2 separate regions of the Homo sapiens genome follow, and region 1 is linked to region 2. Evidence: chromatin contacts called from ENCODE Hi-C data. All regions are on one chromosome and are shown on one strand. The core of a region is the stretch at or near the end of the contact, and the rest is flanking DNA. Distances in the headings are between cores, read along the strand shown.

Region 1 (2,780 bases), core at 259-2,758, 650 kb after region 2:
ATCTGAGCATTGTCGACAATTTTGAGCTTCATGAAATGTATTTTTAAATGTACCCACTTTCAATTGAAATTTCTTGTGAATGACAAACTTGGAATAAGAAAATGAGGGAGACTGGACTCTTGCAACCTTTTGGACATACCTTTGCCAAATGTAAATTGTTTGACGGTATGGATTTACTGCATTTTTCATGCTACCATTTGTAGTAAAACTAAATGGAAAAAATCTTTCCTCTTTAACAAAACCTCGTGATAACAATACCTTAAAATACACTTCATAGCTGCTGGTCAACCATGTTAAAGGCACAATCTGATCTCTGCTGCTACTTTCCTGAGGAAAAGAGCCAATCAGCTGAGCAACTTCCTCATTTGTTGTGCTTTATGAAAATGAAAATGCAACAGACCTTGGGATTTCAAAGCCATCCATGGTTACAAGTGAGGAAATAAATATATAACAGTGGGGACTTTTACTTTATCATTAAATTATAATGCCCTTTGTTTTTCTGTTGGCTAATTCAGACAGCAAAATGGCTCTCTCTTGATTTGCAAGAGTTAATTTCTTACCATACTTTCTGCATCACACCATAAAGATAACTTCAAGTAATTTTGGTTAGATTGTGTTTTATTCATTTGTTTGTTTTGGAGTTCTAGGATCTGACAGGAAAGCAGTGTGAAACAGGCAAAGTTCAGAGTTACTCTCAGAACGACTCAAGCAGGATCCATTTCCTAGTTCCCCCCAGCTGCGGATTTTAAAGTCTGGATCTAGCTCCTGCTCTTGTTTCTCTAAATATTTATCAGTTAACAATTACACATCTGCTCCAATGGCAACAAACTTGGCTGAAGAAATAATGCTTTTCTTCCTCCCACCAAAATATGCAAAATAATGCAAGTCCATCTGAAGATTTTCGAATCCAATTATCAGACTTAAGTCCCCCTATTTTAACACTCATTTTATTAAACATATTGGAAAGTTATGTTATTTCAGTATGCTCTCTTTCTCCTTGTTTGCTTTCTATTGTTCCTACTCGTTTGGTTCTTTCCAGTAAGCTTCTCTAGTGAGTATTTTGCTCTCTTATCATACATGCCGGCTATAGTGAAGTTAATAGAAGTGCTTAGTAAAGTCCTCTGAATCCTGGTATAAGAATCCTTTCACACAGAAGAGAATTCCTTTCGCTTGGAAATATTTTAAGAAATAAATTTATGAAAGATTGTCTGATATGATTTAGATCATATTTGATCAGGACACTAAACTGAGACCTGCATTTTGCATGCCTTTTATTTTTATATTTGCAAAGGGCTCTTTACACAAGTTTACTTAAATTGACCTTTAATGCTTTACATAAATGCAGTTTTTGCAAACCCGAGTCAAAGCAGAAAATAGAAGTTTTACTCACCTTAGTATATTGAATCTTCAAATCGGTGAGTAGGACAGGTAAGTCTGGCGTGCCTGAGGATGACATTTCTGATTCGGCTCCTGGAACACAGGTGACTGGCTCAGCAATTTGGTTCTGATAGAGCACTTGGCTTTATTTGTTCCTTTTTTATCTGCACGGGCTAAAGTTTATTTGCATACTCGGATACGATTGGATGAACAAACTCAGAGCAAAAAAAGAAAACGACACTACTTATTTGTAACACCTAGGGCAGGAAGCCTTTGACTTTAAACTTAAATCCTTAAGAAACCAGTGCTCCAGCATCGAATTTGTACCTGGAGACAGTGCACTATTTGCAGATGAATTAATTTACAAAGCCGAAACCTGTGATAAGTGTATGCAGCAGCTGCTCTGGCCACTAAGGCCAGTTATTATTTTTTTGACTTCTCATGCTTTTTAATGCTACTATGTAACTTTCTGTTCTCTGACAGACTTGGAATCAGAGAATTTGAGGATTGAAAAGAGTCTAAAAGGGCACTTGTTCTCAGTAGAAGCTGGCCAGGTGTCTTCAGGACAAGGCTTTCAGGAAATCAGTCCATCTCCCAGAAAATCAAGGTGCTGTTTGGGGAAGAAAGGCCCTTTATCTACACCCTACCCTAAGTTAGTTTTAAAATATCGTATCAGTCTTGTGTATTTTCAGTGCTGGGTAAGTAGACCTACTGTGATCTCAGAAGCCCTAAATTATCTTTATTTTCTATATGTGAACAGAAAAGCCAGCAGGACTTTTAGGGAATTCGGAACACACTGTCACACACAATCACCACAATTAGAAATATGGCAATATCATCTATTAATACTCATTTAAAATGAAAGTAATCCTGGTTTTGGAAGTTGTCTGTATTTATCAACATAGGCAGTGTACAAAGACTAAATTTAAGCAGGGCTTCCAAACAATTCAAGTTCTTAAATTAATATTTAGCTGAAGGACAATTTTTTAAACAGTGTTACTCCCATTTTAAGTACAATACTTTATTGTATTGTAGCTCTAGCAAACGTTACAATAGGAACAAGATAAAATACTCTGGATGCTCTGATTGTGGAGAATCAACCAATTTTTTTTTTTCTAGTGAAACTTGCCAATTCCCCTGAATATGGGACTTACATAGGGAAACTAAAAATTTCTGAATTGTTTGCCCAAATCAGGTGCAGCACTTGTTTCCCTTTCTACCCTCATTTCATATCCCCATTTTAGAGACATACAGAGGGTGAGTAGCTTACTTATGGTCACAGATCTATTAGTGCAGGACCAGAATTTCATTTCAGGCCAGTCTGACTCCCAAACCTGGACTCTTATTTCTGTTTACTATTTCTACCCTATTCTCCACAAGAGAACTCCTACATGGGTTCAAGC
Region 2 (2,709 bases), core at 155-2,654:
TCAGAGAACTGTGAGTCAGTTGCGTTCACGGAGGCCTAGCATTTTGCACAGGCAACTGCATTAAGCAAAGCAAAGTGCATGCATTTTGTTTTCCTTTGGGTATGTCTGGGCTTTGGGAAGCAGATTTCTTGCATATCAGTAAAGTGAAAGAGTTTGTTAATTTTGAAGTTCCTTATTTCAAGTCATTTTTGAAAAATATTTTACTATTATCTGTTTTTCACTCCCTGTGTAGATTTTTATTTGTTTGCCTTTTTGGTTCCTGTTTAACCAACCCAAAGTTAGAATTGGCTGAGAAAACTCTTACTAGCAAGTAATGTTATTGTCAAATAAATAGACTTAGGGATAATGTCAGCCCTAGTTAGTTGGGGTCACCCTGCCTCTTAAGATCTAGAGGACATAGGCTCAATCCCCCATACCAAGACTTGCGGAAGTCCAACTCAGTCTTCAACAATTCCATGCATTGCCAGAGGGCTTACATTCTCATGATCAGTTCTGGCTTCAAACTCCTATTTTGCTGAATTTGTTGAGTTTAGAGATAATCTTTTCATTGCCTCTTGTGTTCCTTATTCTGTATCACCTCAATACAATGTAGATCCTGGCCAGCCAGCCAGCCTGCCTTCCTCTCCTCCTCATCCTTCTTCTTCTCCCCCATCCTCTCTCTTCTCTTGTCTCTCTCTCTCTCTCACTCTCTCTCTCTCTCTCACATACCCACACCCACACCCACACACACACACACTCACACAGGCATTTTTATATGTAGTCAACTTTGCTGGAGTTTGGGAAAGGTAAAAGTAGTTTGCATAAAATGTAAAAAACATGAATACAATATTCATCATCCTTGTCCTTGTTCTTAAAAAGCAAATCTTTCATTCCTTTTCTGCCACAATTCGGGCTCCAGCCTCCCTCTCTTCCTTTTCCCCTCCTTTCTATGCCCACTCTCTTTTAAGAGAAGAAAAAATTCCTCTCATTCTCTTACAGGGGACAACTTAGCCCTCCCAGAAACTTACTGGGTCATTTTGACTGCAAGTGACAGAAAACAAAGTTCAAGCTGCTTGACACAAGAGGATCTACTGAGCCTTATAACTTAAAAGTCCAAGGGTGGATCTTGTTTCGGGCGTGGGTAGATAAGGGAGCTCGGCCGTGTCAGCAGATCTGATTTCTGTCTCAGTGTGTTGGCTCCACCCTTCCTGATTCTGGCTCCCTGTCTCAGCAAAACTCTCCTTGCTTTACATTGGGCCTACCCCTAGGCCTGTCAGTGTGGGCTGGGAATGCAGCACGCTCATTGGCTTAGGCCTCATTCCCATCATCCAACCCTGGCTCCAGGAGGATGGGATTAGTGTGACTCAAACACGTGGAAAGGAGTGGTTCTTCTGAGGAAAACCAGCTGAAGTATTACAGAAAGAGGAAATGCTGCAGAGACCCAGCCGGAAACAGTGCTGGCCAGCTCACGCCTGACCCACCCTTATTCTAAGCATAGGGTCTGCCTCTGAAGAGCTAAAGACTTCCTGAAATTTAAAAATTAGTGCTTTTATTTGCTTGTCCTGCTAAGACCGTAGGCAAAGGCCATCCTCCTCCCATTGACAGTTTAGAGTGGGTAAGTTCGTTTTTATAGATATTCTAAAATGCCCTGCAGGTACCAGAAACGTTTTATATCTTGATGGTAGGGGTTACACGGGGTATACATACGTTAAACTTTATCAAGCTGTACAGTTAAGGTTTGTGTACTTTACTGTATATGTAGTTTAGTGTACAAGCTGTACCTCAGTTAATTTTATTTTGTAATTTCCTGCAAGATTAGCAGCAAAAGCGCATGTGATGTCGAGTGCAACACTCAAGCCCATGATCTTTGGTTTGCCTTTATACTAAGCCTTATTCAGCCAGAAGCCAAGAAATAGCCCAGCTGAGGTCACCAGGGTAGAAAACCCATATGGGTTTGGGATTAAGTCCTATTTTGTATTAATATGGGTATATTTGCCTGAAGTGTCTTCTGGAACCTATATTTAATTTGTGTCCCTCAGAAACTGAGTATGTTGACACAGGAAACATTTAGAGACTGGGGATAGCCTGAGAGTCAATGTCTATAACTAAGGCTTCTAAACATTCCCCTAAATTATTCAGGTGAACATTACAGTAGTCCCCTCTTATCTGGGGGGATACCTTCCAAGCCCCCCATTAGATGCCTGAAATCAGATTTTACCAAACCCTGTACATACTATGTTTTTCCTATACATACATAACAATTATAAAGTTTAATTTATAAATTAGGCACAGTAAGAGATTAACAACAATAATAATAAAATTAAAAAATTACAACAATATACTGTAATAAAAGTTATGTAAGGCTGGCAAGGTGGCTTATGGCTGTGAACTTTGGGAGGCAGAGGCGGGAGGATCCCTTGAGCCCAGGATCCTGGGCAATTTGGCAAAACCCCATCTCTACAAAAAATAAAACACTTAGCCAGGCATAGTGGCGCATGCCTGTGGTCCTAGTACTCAGAAGCTGAGGCAGACGGATTGCTTAAACCCAGGGGGTTGAGGCTGCAGTGAGCTATGTTTGTGCCATTGCACTCCACTGTGGACAACAGAGCAAGACCCTGTCTCAAAAAAAAAATTATATAAATGTCTCTCTCTTTCTTTCAAAATACCTTATTGTACTGTACTCACATATTTTCAGACCACAGTTGACCTCAGTTAACGGGGAACTATTGT

Evidence for each region. Hi-C counts contacts between places; a loop is a spot of excess contacts on that map. Pooled maps may share reads with other maps.
Region 1: a pooled map shows a loop between it and region 2 (2.1-fold over the local background). The contact joins the promoter of ALDH1A1 here to the promoter of LINC01504 in region 2. A Hi-C loop is called at or near these places in 1 of 168 maps with a recorded cell type or tissue (CD14-positive monocyte) and 1 of 50 pooled maps.

What each region holds. Positions count from the first base shown.
Region 1 is chr9:72,951,545-72,954,324 of GRCh38, forward strand. ALDH1A1 (aldehyde dehydrogenase 1 family member A1) reads right to left here and starts at 1,509. Exons shown (of 13, transcript NM_000689.5): 1 at 1,391-1,509. The coding sequence starts at 1,456.
Region 2 is chr9:72,304,032-72,306,740 of GRCh38, forward strand. LINC01504 (long intergenic non-protein coding RNA 1504) reads left to right here and starts at 1,405. Exons shown (of 5, transcript NR_110952.1): 1 at 1,405-1,594.